2 separate regions of the Homo sapiens genome follow, and region 1 is linked to region 2. A link is a loop called in an ENCODE intact Hi-C map of the cell type or tissue named here. Cell type or tissue: A673. All regions are shown on one strand. Links, peaks and the distances in the headings refer to the core of each region. The heading gives the core; the rest is flanking DNA.

Region 1 (8,309 bases), core at 231-8,230, 98 kb after region 2:
CTCTTTCTATACCAGGCTCTGGACACCACTTTGTATAATTAAAAATGCCCATTAAGGTATTTCCCATTTACCCCACACTTCAAAAATGTTCCCACCAAATGTTCACTCTTAGAATGGGAAGAGGATGGCAATTAAAAAAATAGTAGTTTTTAAAAATATACCATGTGTCTTTTGGTAGGAAGGAGGGGGACATATGGCAAAAAAAGGAATAATTTTTTCCCATTGCAATAGAGGTGTCATCAGTGCAATGTGGCTTTGGTACAGTGTCTCATCTTGGGAAAGAGTCAGTTGAAAGTAACAGCAACAGTAGAAGGGGGCACCTGGCACAGTGGTAGCATACCTAGCTAGTGCTTTGCAGACATCATGAAAATAGCTGTAAGACATTTTTATCTTCTATCTGAATACAAGAAAAAAAGAAATATGTTGAACAGGTTAAAGGAGAGTTGTTGTTCAGAAATGCATGTGAGACACCCCATTGTAATTTGTAGAAATAGTTGGGGAGACTGTGGAAGTAGAACTACAGATTCTAAAATGACAAGTGGGGTCAAATAAAAATAAAAAAAGGATAATTTCTACAATACTTCAGAGCCTGCATAAGGATGGCTTCATGCAGAAGTGAGCCCTTGGATGAAGCTTAGAGGTGGATTTCTAATTTAGGAAAATAATAAAATGGATAAGTTTTTAATTTTTTTACACTGACTTCCTATAAAACCTGGAAATAAACTTTATAAGTTCCAGGACAATGATTCATTAATTGAATCTGACAGTAGCACCTTGCAGAACATATTTATTGATTTCTCAATTTTTTGAAGTACAGTTGCATTTACTGTGATGCCTTCAAGGCTAGACAGAATATTAAAGACTGACAATTGAGAGAACTTACATAAAATTAAATAAATCAATGTGTTCTATCATACACTTGAATACTTGCTAAAAAGAAAAATTAGTTAGCATTAGAAGCATTCTATCATTTTATATTAAGAAAACTGTATTTTCTGTGTGTTTTTATGGAAAAATATGAAAATCATACAGCTATAGGCATTCCTATGCACTGACTCAAACATGGGCCAGTTTGGAAGCGTTGTTTATCCTGTTATGGTAAAAGGCAAATGTTTTGAGTAATACAGTCTGTCTTCATTTCTGTCTTACTATCATTTCATGAGGTATTATAAATAAATAACAATTCAAAGGCAAGTGAATCAGAACCCCTGATTGTACCATCCAATTCAGTAGTCACCAGCCACAGGTGTCTCTTGAGTCTTTGAAGTGTCACTGACTGAGAGATGTATTGTGAGTGTGACATACCCTCCAGGCTTCCAAGAAGTAGTATTTAAAAAGATACAAAATATAACATTAATCATATTTTTATATCGATTACATGTTGAAAATATATTGGCTATATGGGGTTAAATAAAACATATTAAAATTACTTTCACCTGTTTCTTTTTATTTTTGTTGATGTGGCTACAAGATAATTTCAGATAACTTAGTTGCTTGGATTATATCTGTTGGACAGGCTGCCTGCAAGAATGCCAAATGTTTTAAGTATTGTTAGGAATTGGAGGGTGCAGCAGGCCAGTGTGACTCAGGCGTTGCGGCATCTGTGGGTCCTTCTGCCTTGGTTATTTGGCGGAGATGAGCTGCCTGCCAATTATATCCACCCGAGCTGTAGATCCGGTTTTATCCAAGACCTTCCAGAAGGGACCAAGAATGCATTGGTTCCACCCCTGTCCAACGGACCAGAACAGGCAACCGTTTGAGGACCTAGACCAACACCTGCTCAGGCTGCTTTTGCGTCCTTGACAACAGCTTCAAGACGCTCATGTCTCGAGTAAAGCCCAAAGACAGCAGTGTTTGCAAGTGAACAAAAAAAATCTACAAATGGATACATTGGTATCAATCTAATAAGAATTTTGAGAAGATTAAAGGAAATTATATGTAGAAAGTCTAGATCAGTTAATTCACTTTTGATGGCATAGGGGGAAGTATTAGAAACTTTGGGAAAGAATAATAAAGAACCCTGGGTGGTGAGAATATTGTGAACCATTCAGTTAATGAAGCGATGTTTAACTGTATTGCGCAGAGCCGCAGAGTCGCCTTGAAATGGAGAATGGAGGCCACACCTGCATCAGTCCCAGAGCAACCAGGAAATCTGCTGTTACCCGTTTACATATTAATGCATGTGGTTTATAGATTTCATGAAATATCAACTAAAAAGTCCTCTGCCCTTTAAAAGGTTGGATAGTCATTGATTTAAAGAAGTTAAAATATGTATTTGATGTAAACTGAACTGAGTTTTTCAGTTTAATAATGTCATTTTACCTCTTTCTTAATCTCTAGGTGGAAATATTTATTTGAGGACACTGAAATCTGGCATTAAAAAGTAAAAAATCAAATGTTTTTACCATAACATTAAGAAAGCATTTTTATTTTATTTTTGGTTTAAGAAGAAAGGGAGTTTATCTAGGGATAGTTCACAGTTCTTGGGGTTTCTGAGAATTTCACAAGAGCATAATGGAGGTGGTGTGCGTCTGTCCCATAAAGACCCCAGCTTCTGCCGCTTAGTGTGAGTGCTCAGGATCACTACCCCTACGATGGCTGCTGAGTGTGGGGTCCACTGCCACCCTTCCCTGGAGTGCACCTTGTCAGACCCTCCTCCAAATTCTCCAAACCGGCCATCTTGAGCAGGTGTGTCTGATTGGAGGAGCCTGTGCCCCGTGCCTGTTGTAGCTGCGATGGAGGTGGGGAAAGTGAGATTCCAGCTTCTGCTCTGGGGACCCGTAGCTCATAAAACAGAGTTGCCCAAACATGGGAGAGGCTTCAGAGCCTTCTTCCATACCCATGCAAGCGCCTTCTCCTCCACGTTTCTGTATTTCCTGTGCAGAGCCTTGCTTGCCCTCTGGTGTCCCACAGTATTCTGCATGGACCTCCGCCACATTATTCATCAAGCTAATGGTCAAGAGGTCTGCAACAGTCTGCGAACTCCAGCTATTCATGTTTGGATCCTCATTCCATAGCATCGTGCCTGGCACAAAGAAGATATTTAGGAAGTGTTCGCAGTGAACAAAAAAGTGAATTAACTGCAGTAGATTAATTTTCCTAAAGTAACTGCTTGCCTCACTGCCAGCTTACCATCAAAAATTCTAGGGGACATCAAATAGGTGCTTGGAGAGAGGGGCACGTATGTTCGTCTAGAGCTGCAAAAGGGTTACTTTGGGGACAGAAGAAGAAAGTTCTGAGGAAGTTGGATCATGTTTTATTATTACTACTATTTTAATAAATACTCATATTTAGCTATTACCAACATAACAGCTTACTTGCCACGGAAGGGGATGAGTCTTAGCCCTCTCAGATTTGGCATCATTCAGGGTCCTCAGTGAATAAAATTCAAGGGAAGAAATAGAACTTTGCAAGTTTCAGACCCAGGGTGGCATCCCCTAGTACCTGGCCAAGAACAACTAGAATGTGGCTGAGAAGTTGAAAGGCTGTGTCCTCCCTCGCCTTCCCTCCTTCTTTCACAGACCCAACCTCTTTCTCTGTACATTTATCTAAAGTGTGGGAACATAAGAAAGAGAAGATGAAGCCCCAATTTCACAGAACAGTAGCCGAAATTACACAGAAAAGCCATAAAGCAGTGCTTCTATTTCGTTTCATTTTTAAAAGTCATTTACTTTATGACTATAAAATCTGAAGCTGTTTCTCCCCCCAAATTAGAATCCCATGAACTAGAGAGATAAGTTACTAAGATTTTTTATTTTTTTATTTTTCTGAGACATCGTCTTGTTCTGTCACCCAGTCTGGAGTGCAGTGGCATGTTCTCGTTTGACTGCAACCTCCGCCTCCCTGGTTCAAGTGATTCTGCAACCTCAGCCTCCTGAGTAGTTGGGACTACAGGGGTGCATCACCATGCCTGGCTAATTTTTGTATTTTTATTAGAGACGGCGTTTCACCATGTTGGCCAGGCTAGTCCCAAACTCCTGACCTCAGGTGATCTGCCTGCTGTGGCCTCCCAAAGTGCTGGGATTACAGCAGGTGTGAGCCACTGCACCCAGCGGAGTTATTAAGATTTTCATATCTCCTTTAAGCAACTATTTCAATGCCCTTTGAATTCCATATATAAGGCATATATTTGGATATGAATACTATATGAATATATGTAAATATGATCCTGGTTAAATTACACATGATGTGAGGCTTGATGTGCTGCCTTTTTTACTTAATATTCTGTCAATGCTTTCTAATGTCATTGAAATGTGCTGAAGGCTTTATTTTTAATGCCTGCATAGTATTTCTCAATATGAATTCATCATATTTATTTATTTCCCTTTCATGTAATTTATTCCAAATTTGTCATTGTTATAAACATTCAGGGATTAAGCCAGTTGTAACCTTGGCTGTAAACTTTTATGCTGACAGCCAAATCAACAATTCAACATATCATGAGAAGAGGAGAAAGGATGTGAAATTTCTCACTGTGGTAACACTTGATGACTGTAATTATGACATTGATCCTATATCTCACCTCCATTGGTAGATATAGAAACTGAGGCTCATATTGTTAAGAGAACATGCCCTAAGTTACACAATTAATCAGTGGAAGAAGTGAGATTTAAACCCAAGTCTACCTCACGTCAAAATCCACACCTTTTCCTCTGTGGTGTATGTCCCTGTTCTGACTTAGGAAATTTCCCTCTGTAACTCCAGTGGGGCTACTAAGTGTAAACGGGTATTGTGAAGGAAGGTCCGTCTTAGAGCTGCAGCCAGTATGCCCTGTTCCACCAGGGGTACAAAACAGTTAAATCTCTATTATTCTCCAAATCAAAGGAATCGGGCCCTCCTCTTACAATCTTTGAAGATCTTTTTGTTTTCTTACCCCTGGAATTTTACTTCTATCAATTTTCACACCTGAAGCACACATACATGCGCGCACACCACACACACACACACACACACACACACACACACTCCACATGACAGGTCAAGAATCTCAGGCTATCCTAGATGACGTGTCAATCACCTCGCACAGAGGAAACCGGAAGTTTAAAGGTTGTCTGCAGTCCCTGTAGCCATTGCTGCCACATGGTGTCACTGTTGAAGCACAGGCAGACCAGCTGCCCCAGTACTCTCTCCTTTGTCCCCAGAGTTGGGCATGAGCCTCCCTACCTCCATGTCCCCTCTCTAAACGACATGGTGACCTGGAAATCGGATACAATCCCTGGCTGCCTCTGGCTCAGATACTTCTTTCCATGGGGCAGAGTCGCCATCATTCATTACACATATATACAAGACACACAGGTATGTGAGCTGCCTGTCTCAGGTGTGCAAACTTAGCCCACAGCCTCTTGGCTAGATCACATACCAGTGATCTAGGTTCAACGCCACCCATTGGTAATGTGGCTACTTGAATTAAGACAAGTAGTGGGGGTGACCTGCTAAAGATAGTGCTATCAGTTTCTTTCCTCCTTCAGCCAAAAAACGTTCTTTTTTGCTGTTGGGTATGTGGAGAGCTGGTTTACTCATCCATGTGGAATGATGGAGATTTTTCCCTTCCACCCCTTCTCAGACAGAGGATAAAAGCCCTTATGTTTTTAGGATCTAAGTCTTACTGTCTCTTAGAGAAGAGAAAAAAATTTCTTTATGTCTCAAAAGTCCAAGGTTTTGTCTTGGGCAAACGTGTAATTTTAGAGAGAAAAAGTTGGTGTTTCAGGGAATGAAACAAAAAGCAGTGAACTCTGTGATTATCCCCAAATTCCAGGAGAAAGGGCAAGGTGGGTGTGGATTTCGTTATGGGCAGGTGACATGCATGTTTTGGCACAGGAATCCCTAGCACTGTGCCTAGTGCTGTGGCTGGGGTGCCGGATGCAGGTACCATGTAGAAGAGGAGGTGGAGACACGAGCCATCAAAGAACCTGACTGGTCTGAGCCTGCAGCTGGTGACAGCCCTATTTTGTTGTGATTGGGAGGGCAGGTTGCAAAATCAGAGAAAGAAGGGCCACTAGCACCTGCGGGAGCTCAGCGACATCAAGACATTTCTCCTCTTAGGAGTGCACATTTGGAGGAAGCCACCTCTGGGACATGGAAGATATTCCTTTTCTTTGAATATCTAATGGGAAGTGGGAGAATCCCCAAGAGTTTAAAAATGGACTTTGTGTCAATCTGCCATTTGGATGCCAAGCCAGATGAAATTTAATGTGGAGACATTAAAGCAATGTGAAATTGCACCCCAGTGTTGAGTAATAGTCTATAGAATTACCCCTCATGCATACAACCACCTGTCCAGATTCAAGCCTCTACTATACTGATCAATTTTACCTACCTCTTGTCAGAATAGAAGAGACCCATCTCATCACTGACGTTCAGGATTCCATCTTGTCCAGCTGGCTCAGGGACTTCTCCGTCATCACCTTCTCTTTCTTCTGTGTCTTCAACCCTTTGCTTTGCCTTGATCTCTTTCCCATCAGCTTTTTAAATACACCCTAGTCTCTTCCATCTTAATAAGCTTTCATCATTTGCCAAATTATCTTTGCGTTAGGCCCTTGTTTGTAGCTAGAACACTGACCAAAGCCTTCAGGAGTGGTCCTGCTCTGTTGTCTGCCAGAATAACTGCTTATGACCTGAGCAACCAGTAGCAATATCAACAATAGAAATTTTGGGAGCATAATGGAATGCTAGAGCCCAAAGCTAATCTGCCTTTAAGACATAATCATGGCCATCCCTAGTATGCCTCAATTCACAGTTTGCTTTGGTTATCCCCATAAGTCCAAACCTCTGAGAACGTTTGCTACCACTTGAACTTCCATTTATGTTCCTCTCTGTAAATCCCTAATATGTCCCAATCCCACAACCTTCCCTGTCACCTCAAACCCCGTCACCGTGCCTTCTAGAATTCCTGCTCTGTGACTGGCCAAATCCTCTTTGTCTCAGCCAGCTCAAGTTGCTATAACAAACGATTGACTGGGTCTCTGAAACAGCAGACATTTATTTCTCACAAGTTCTGGAGTTTGAGAAGTCTGAGATGAAGTTGCTGGCAGATTTGGTCCCTGGCGAGGTCTCCCTTCCTGGCTTGCTGATGGTTGCTTTCTTGCTGTATCCTCACATGGTGGAGCGAGAGCAAGCTCCAGCCTCTTCCTCTTACATGGACACTAACACCATCATGAGGCTTCACCCTCATGATCCTATCTAAGCCCAATTACCTCCCAAAGGACTTACCTTCATATACTATCACATTGGGGATTAGGACTTCAACATATAAATTTAAAAAACATTATTTTGAACACATACATTTTGAAAAACATTCAGTGCATAACATTAGGCCCCTGGCTCCCCACTCTAATTCATGTCATTCTTGCATGCAGAGTACATTCATTCCATCCCAACAACCCCAAAGTCTGAACTTGTTCCAGCATTAACTCTAAAGTCTGAAATCCAAAGTCTCACCTAAATATCATTGAAATCAGATATAGGTGAGACTTGAGGTACAATTCATCCTGAAGCAAAATTCGTCTCCAGCTGTGAAACCGTGAACCTGGATATGTTTTGTGTTTCCAAAATATAATTGTGGAGAAGGCATAGGGTTAGACATTTCCATTCAAAAAGAGATAAATAGTGAAGTAGATGGTGATGGGTCCCAAGCAAGTCAAAAACCTAGCAAGGCAAAATCCACTGCTTTTTTTTTTTTTTTTTTTTTTTTTTTTTTTGAGATGGAGTCTCACACTGTCACCTGGGCTGGAGTGCAGTGGTGCGATCTTGGCTCACCGCAACCTCCTCCTCCCGGGTTCAAGCAATTCTCCTGCCTCAGCCTCCCAAGTAGCTGGGATTACAGGCACCCGCCACCACGCCCAGCTAATTTTTTGTAATTTTAGTATAGATAGGGTTTCACCATGTTGGTCAGGCTGGCCTCGAACTCCTGACATCAGGTGATCCACCTGCCTCAGCCTCCCAAAGTGCTGGGATTACAGGCGTGAGCCACTTTGACAGGCCCCCACTGCACCTTTAGATGGAGAATACTCTTGTGGTTTGATGCTCTGCCTTCCCAACCCACAGGACCCACTGGAGCTGCTATCCTGCCTCCTCAGCTCTGCCAGGGGGCAAGGTGAGGGTTGTGCTCCAAGACTTCCAGTGGCCCCTCCCTCAAGGCTCCAGGTGGCCACAGTCTGACCTGTTGAAATAGAAACTGAGGAGATTCCCCCAACTCCCACCCTTTGAAATAGGAAGAGGCAGCCCTGATGATCTCTGCAGAGACTTTGTGGTCATTCTTCCCTTGTATGAAGAAGGGTGCATCCAGTGGAATAGCTCTGTAGTCTGTTTCT
Region 2 (8,309 bases), core at 295-8,294:
ATAGATGACACAAACAAATGGAAACACAGACCAAGCTTATAATATATTGGAAGAATCAATATTGTGAAAATGACCATATCATCCACAGCAATCTATAATCAATGTACTTCCTATCAAACTACCAATATAATTTTTCACAGAATTAGAAAAAACAATTCTAAAATTCATATGGAACCAAAAAAGAGTCTGATTAGCCAAAGCAAATATAAGCAAAAAGAACAAATCTGAAGGCATCACATTATCTGACTTCAAATTATACTATAAGGCTATCATAATCAAAACAGTATGCTACTGGTATAAAAGTAGACACATAGGCCAATGGAAAAGAATAGAGAACCCAGAAATGAAGCCAAATGCATACAACCAACTGATCTTTGACAAAGCAGACCAAAACATATGCTGGGGAAAGGACATCATATTCAATAAACGGTGCTGAGAAAATTGGATAGCCACATGTAGAATGATGAAACTGGATCCTTATCTCTCATCATATACAAAAATTAACTCAAGCTAGATTAGAGACTTTAACACCCGAAGCCATAAAAATTCTAGAAGAAAACCTAGGAAAAACTCTTCTGGATATTGGCCTAGGCAAAGGATTTATGACTAAGGTCAAAAGCAAATGTGACAAAATAAATAAATCCATAAATGGAAACTAATTAGACTAAAATACTTCTGCACAGCAAAAGAAACTATTAACAGATTAAACAGACAACTTACAAAATAGGAGAAAACATTTGCAAACTATGCATCTGACAAAGGACTAATATCCAGAATCTACAAGGAACTCAAATAAATCAACAATAGAAAAATAAATAATTCCACTAAAAAGTGGGCAAGTGACATGAGCAGACATTTCTCAAAAGCAGATATACAAATAACCAACAAATATATGAGAAAATGCTCAACATCTCTAATAATCAGGGATATGAAAAATTAAAACCTCAATAATATACCATCTTACCCCAGCCAGGGGACCATTTTTTTTTTTTTTTTTTACTTTAAGTTCTAGGGTACATGTGCACAGCATGCAGGTTTGTTACATAGGTATACATGTGCCATGTTGGTTTGCTGCACCCATTGACTCATCATTTACATTAGGTATTTCTAATGCTATCCCTCCCCCAGCACCCCACTCCCCAACAGGCCCTGGTGTGTGATGTTCCCCTTCCTGTGTCAACAGAGTGAAGATGCAACCTACAGAATGGGAGAAAATATTTGCAAACTATTTATCTGACAAGGGATTAATACCTAAGAGGTTGATAAAGATTATCCTCAATGTCTACGGCCTCTATTGGGCTTTCTTCCTCTCTAGAATTTCCCTGCACTTACCAGGGGCCTTGTGACAACCCCTCCTTGACAACCCCACCCCCAAGTATGCTACTTATTGGGTTCTTCCTGGAGACACTTCTCATATCTCTTGGCCTTTATCAAAATGTGCCTGTCCTGTGCCCACTTTTCTTAGTTATCTATGTTCCTAACACCTGTTAATGGGTTTTAGAAATATATTTTAATATCTAAATTTCTATTGTGCATAGAAAGGATTGTTATACTTACTTGTGTTGTAAATAACATGTAACTTGTTAAAAGTTTAATTTTAAACTTTTAAAAAATATAGCCTTTACTATTTAAATTATTTAAACTCTTAGAACTGATAAATTCAGTAAAGCTGCAAGATACAAAATCAACATACAAAAATTAGTAGTGTTTCTATACACCAACAATAAACTAGCAAGAAATCAAGAAAGCAATCTCATTTGCAAAAAATCTTATTAAATTTATAAAATCAAACTAGTAAATGCTATACAAAAATACGAACAAAGTTATCACTGATTCTTTAATGAATATTGAATTAATTTGTAAATACAAATTGATTTACCTTAGATAATCAACACAACTTATATACTTCAGACATTCCCTAGGATATTTTAAGTTAAACAGGAAAAAATACAGTTCTCTCAAACTCTTCAAAAGACAGAATGACAAATCTAACAAGGAAGATTTTCTGAGGTTCTTAGGAAACCTCTATGTCTTTAATAAATCAGACATGAAAAATCAATAAATCAAATTCTCTTAACTTGTTAGTTCTCAGACCTTCTGGTCTCAGGATTATTTTAACTCTTAAAAAGCATAGAGAATCTCAAAGAGTATTTGTGTTTGTGTGTTTTTTTCTGTTGACATTTACTGTATTAAAATTAAAACACAAATTTAAAATTTTTATTTATATGCTTAACATGAAATGAAATTTTAATTTAAAAAAACTATATTTTCAAACACAAAATGTGTGAGAAGAGTAGCATTGTTTTATACTCTTGTAAATATTTTTAAGACTAGAGTTCTGCAGCTACAGGCCAAGGACACCAAGGAATGCCGGCAACCACTAGGAGCTGGAAGAGGTAAGGAAAGGTTTTTATCTAGAGCCTTTGGAATGAATGTGGCCCTGCAGACACCTTGGTTTTAGACTCCTGGCCGCCAGAACTATGAGAGAATAATTGTGTTATTTTAAGCCACCAAGTTTCTGATAATTTGTTACTGCAGCTTCAGGAAGGCCTCTAACATATGGTGTTTTATTGGGATAAACTCTTATCCGTAATAGTATGCCTCTTTAAAAACAGGATCCTATTTTCAGAATTATATATATCTGTCGCCATCAAAGCTATATTTAGGAGGTATAATCTCATGACTCAAGTGATTTTCTTGATATGGATAACAAATCTCTCATAATGGTCTAATATTTAATCAAGCTTGAATGCACATTGTAAATTTTATATCTTCTATCTCTGCAAATATTTCAAGGTGGTAATGACATTTTTTCCAAATGAACTGTCAGGTTTTTGATCAGGTTTCATCTCACTTATTTGTAAAGTCTACTCATATTTCCTGCCGACATCAATCCCCTCCTTCCTAATGGCCTGTCGTTTTTCAGTGTCTGAACTATGCATTTTGGCACATCAATCAAACTTGCTTCTGCTTTGTATAACATAGTACAGGTTAGTCATGACTGGGTAATAATAGCTACCATTTATAAAGCACATAGTATTTATGTATGCTTAATATATGTCATTTGTAAATCCTTTAGCTATAGCAATATAGCTATCTGTATTTATTTATATATCCCTATTTATATATATATCTATATAAAAATATATATGATATAATATATCTCTCTATATAGGATATAGCTCCAGATATATAAATATATATTTCTGTATATTATAGATATATCTATAATCTGGACTTTACATATATAAATATATACCTATATATTTATATTATGTATTATATAAAGATATATCTATATATTTATATTATGTATTATATATAAATATATATCTATATATTTGTATTATATATTATATAAATATATATCTATAGTTATATATTATATTAAATATATAACTATAGATATATATTCTATAAATATATAACTATAGATATATATTCTATAATATAACTATAGATTTATATTATATATAATATAAATCTATAGATATATATTTATAGAATATATATCTATAGTTATATATTCTATAAATATATAACTATAGATATATATTCTATAATATAACTATAGATTATATATTATATATAATATATACCTATATTTATATTAATATTATATATTATATAAATATGTATCTATATATTTATATTATATATGATATATACATATATATCTATATTACATATATAAAATATATCTCTATAGATATATAAAAATATATTTACATTACATATATTATATATATTTATATTACATATATAAAATATATATCTATAGATAATATATGTATATTACATACATTATATATGTATAATACATATATAATATAAAATATATATCTATAAATACATAAATATATTTATATTACATATATACATGGTATCTATAGATATATAAATATATATTATATATTATAAATATAGATCTACATTTTATACTGTATCTGTATAAAATATATCTGTATTTTATAAATAAGGAAGCTGACATTCAGATAAGTTAACTGACAGCAAATATAGGGCAGAATCATAATTGAAATTTACTGTCTCTTTGACGTCAAAGTCGCAAGCCTTTCTACCAGGCTATTCTGCTTCCTCAGAAATTTCTGCAAGTCAGCAATTTGAAATCTGAACAGAGAAACCAAACCTCCCATATGTTTATTTAACCTACCTGTACAACAACATATGCAGCCATAGATAAATGTCCACATATGAATTCCAACTTAACTTATGTTGAAAATATTCTCCCCAGTTGGGGCAGCAGAGTTTGGGAACTTAAGCTCCCGATCTCTGGAAACCAAGTGAGTTCTTCTTGGCAGGATTTCTTGGTAGGATCTCTGATGAGGTAGGGGCTTAAGGTCTTGAAAGAGATCCCAAGGGTTTGGGGAGCAAACTGCTTTGGAGGGGCACTTCACCATCTTTGGCTGGATTAGACCCTGGGCTCCAGAGTCTCTTCCTTCTGCCTGCTACTTCACGGAGAGTTTTGAGGAGCAGTGATTTTGTTTGCAGGCTTTCATTTCCACTGCAATTAATAGTTGATTCCGACGGGGGGTTCTTTCCTCTGGCCTACTGCTGAGTAGAATAAAATCTACTCTTTTAAAATCTACAGCTTTTCCCAAATAATTGATATAGGCATGGAACTCTTTAAGCATGTTTAGTGATTTTTAACCATAAGCAGTTATGGGGAAATACAGGGCAGAAATAGGAAAAAAGTAAAAACTTCTAAGAAGTCTCCCTAAAGCAGCTGCCGTTGATGTTTATTGGATGCTCACTCTCTTATCTTTCCCTTGCTACAAATTCATCTCTACTCTTAGGAGCTCCAATCTTCTCCTCTTTTTCTTCTAGAATTTGGGGCTCAAGTCTCACTTTCTTCTAAAAAAAGCTCCAGCCCACGTCTTCTCTTCTCAATTGCCGTCTCCTAGCTCTTGAACCTCATCCTTTTTATTTTGGAGTTTTTTGATTAGCCTCTTGGGGGCAGCAATCTCTCAGTTCTGAGTGACATTTTCCTGGACAGATGATGTTAAACTTCAAGTGAATCAGCGGCAGCTAATTTGTTTTGTCTTGTCTAGTGGAGTTTGTTGTGATGTCACTGTTTTAATTCTATGCTTCAATCCACTAACTGAAATAGTAAACCTGTGAATCAAAGTCAGATGTCTTCGTAAATTAACAAAGAACGAATTTGCATGTTCAATGAAAGGAGCAGTTGATAAATTGGCTCACAGCTTAATTTAGCTCATTTTCATTTTTCTGAAAATCTATAGAGTAAAATTCAGTTTTTTCATGAAATCACCCAAATAATTGGATTGTTAACTGTCTTATGTGTTTATTTCTATACCAGACTGTAACCTCCATGAGGCCAAAGGGAATAAGTTATTTTTTCATTTGTTTTTTAACTAGCCCAATGCTCATGAATGCATAGGTAATTAGTAATGTGAAAGCTACTGGCTTGAATTTAGTTCTTGTTTGTTTGTTTGTTTGTTAGTTTTAGAAACAGGGTCTTGTTACGTTGCCCAGGCTGGTCTCGTACTCCTGGCCCCAAGCAGTCTTCCCGCCTCAACTTCCCAAAATGCTGGGATTACAGGCGTGAGCCACTGTGCCCTGCCTCAATTCTTTTAATGAATATTTAAGTGTCTCTTTCAGGGCAAGCATAATGCCAGATAATTGGGACGCGAAGATAAATAAGATATAATCCCTTTATTCTCAAAGACCTCACATGTCTTATTTATTTTTGTGCCCTAAATCTTTATGCATTGATTTGAATCAGTAATAAGGACACGTGATTCCAAATTAGAATGATAGCTTCTACTTATGTCTCCATCCAGCCCGCACTCCCAGTCCAATCAATCCCCATTTGGTATCATCTTCACTAATTCCCCGTGTATCATTTTAGGGTTTCTTTTTGCAGACAGAGTGTACGCTCACGTGTGCGTGCGCACACACACACACACATTTTCCTTTCTTGCTTGCTTTCTTTCTTTTTCCTTCCTTCCTTCCTTCTTTTTCTTTCTCTCTCTCTCTCTTTCTTTCTTCTTTCTCTTTCTTTCTTTCTTTTCTTTCTTTCTCTCTTTCTTTCTTTCTCAAAAGTTAACAGGTAAACCATCCCTGACCTTTTTTTTTTCACTTAATGTATTACAAAGATCTTTTAATATCTGTACACAGAAAGTATTCCTATTCTGTTTTTAATGGCTGCGTAATATTCCATTGTGTGAATGATTGTTTAACCCAAGATTTCTCACCCTCAGTTCTAGTGAGAATTAAGGCTAGATAATTTTTGTCGTGGAGGTTGTCCTGTGCAATATAGGATGCTTAGCAGGATCCCTGGCCTTTACCCACTAGATGCCGTAAGTTTCCCTCTCTCCAGTTGTGACAACCAAAAATAAATCACTCCTGGTTGAAAATCCCTGGTTTAAACAATCCTCTAATGAGGAACATTTTTGTTGCTATCAAATTTTTATCATCACAAGCTATGCAGTAATGAGTAATCTTGTAACATGTTATTTTGCACATGTGCAAGGATATTTGTAGAATAAATTACTAGCTATGGGATTTCTTGGTTAAAGTGAAAGTACATTTTTAATTTTGGAAACATTGCAAAATTTCCCCCATAGAGATTGTGTCATGTTGTATTCCCATCAACAACGTATGAGATGCAATCACCTTTCTATGTGATAACTGAAAACCTAAAGAAACATGTATGAATGATGTATGCCAAAAGGTCATTGCACCCCTTCTGGTAAAGAAATCTGTGTTTGCACTAAGGAAGGTTGAATGACATGCAAATTCCATATTTTTGTACAGGTATCCTTCTGCCTAGACTTACACTATCAACCTATTTAGTGAGAGGCCAATAACAATTTTGAGGCTTTGCCTTCCAGGGATGAATGGGGGGCTTTGTGACTGGCTTTGACCAAGAAGCTATAATTTCTAGGCTCATAGTCTTTAAACAGAATAAAAAGAAACCTGACTTCCTTCCATTTAGGTACCAAGTGGATGTGCAATAGATTCCCTGCAGAAGCTGAACTCTAAGCTCAGTAGGAAGGATGTTTCTCCCTACCTTCAACAAAAGTGAGCAGGCAGTACCTCCAGGATGTTCAAACAATTGATGTTTTCCGCCTGTAAACAGAAGGCCTGGAGCAAAGCTCAATATTTAATAAGGAATAAAAGGGTCTAAGGAAACTATGACTAGTTTCTTTCTTTTGGTGTTCTGACATTTCCATCTTATTGAGATCCAAGGCCTAAAATATAGCAATATGTAGTCAAAGGAGGAGGAGTACATCTAATTGGGCAGATCCCAAAACACTATGTGAAATACAGCATAGAGATACAAGAATGAACACAGTTCTAGGGGAACACAAACAATGGATCAAAAGAGCCTGGGGAAGTGATGAGGGAGAAGGGGAGAAAGGCCCTCTAGGCAGAAGGAATGGTATCTTCAGCCACAAGAATCAAGACTGGTGCACTCAGACACTGAAAAAGGCTCACAGAGAGAGGTGGGCAATGATCGGCAGCAGTCTTAACAGTCTTTTTTTTTTTTTTTTTTTTGAGACAGAGACAGGGTCTCGTGGTCTCCCTCTGTTGCCCAGGCTGGAGTGCAGTGGCACAATCTTGGCTGACTGCCTCCCGTGCTCAGGCGATTCTCATGCCTCAGCCTCCCAAGTAGCTGGGACTATAGATACGTGCCACCATGCCTGGCTAATTTTTGTAATTTTAGTAGAGACAGGGTTTCACCATGTTACCTGCTGGTCTCAAACTCCTGAGCTCAAGTAATCTGTCCACCTCGGCCTCCCAAAGTGCTGGGATTACAGGCGTGAGCCACCATGCCCAGCCCGGAACAATCTTCTATGACAAAGAAGAGGGTCAGGATTTGATGATGTAGGAAACATGGAGCTAATAAGAGTTTGTTAGCATGACAGTGGGGCAGAATAGAGTTCGGTCTGTGTGCAAGACAAAGACAGTGGCTCACTGTCTTTGGAAGAAACTCACCTGAGTGGGAAGAAACTTGTGGCCTGGACTTAGTCGTTGCAATGGTCCAGCAGAGAGAAGACGGGCAGTGGGCTTAAGCCCAGATGAGAGACCAGGGCAGAATCCTCATGGGAGAGGTTTCTCCTCACTCAGCAGGCTCCTTCCATACTACTTCTCCAATCTGAGGCTAGAACATAAGTTGGATCATATCACTTCTCACCTCAGACCCCTCTGGTGGCTCCCATCTCATTATGAGAAAAGACCTAACTGATTAAAATTACAACAGGGCCCTATATGATCTGCTAGACCGAGACCCTAGAGGGAAACAGAAGCTTTCCAGGAAAGAG

Evidence for each region. Peaks named below come from ENCODE experiments on the same cell type or tissue, not always from the same donor. Only the 100,000 strongest peaks of a DNase experiment are listed, where the experiment ranks them.
Region 1: a loop joins it to region 2, with 4 times the contacts of the local background. A loop is called at or near these places in 6 of 110 quality-filtered maps.

What each region holds. Positions count from the first base shown.
Region 1 is chr13:102,454,286-102,462,594 of GRCh38, reverse strand. No RefSeq gene overlaps it. Among named protein-coding and RNA genes, the nearest start is that of FGF14-AS2, 64 kb to the right of the region's middle. In A673, for the core only: a CTCF peak has its summit at 5,060 (motif pointing right); a DNase peak (open chromatin) is centred at 5,084; H3K27ac peaks cover 329 bases.
Region 2 is chr13:102,552,811-102,561,119 of GRCh38, reverse strand. No RefSeq gene overlaps it. Among named protein-coding and RNA genes, the nearest start is that of TPP2, 40 kb to the left of the region's middle. In A673, for the core only: a CTCF peak has its summit at 4,967 (motif pointing right); a DNase peak (open chromatin) is centred at 4,979; H3K4me3 peaks cover 790 bases.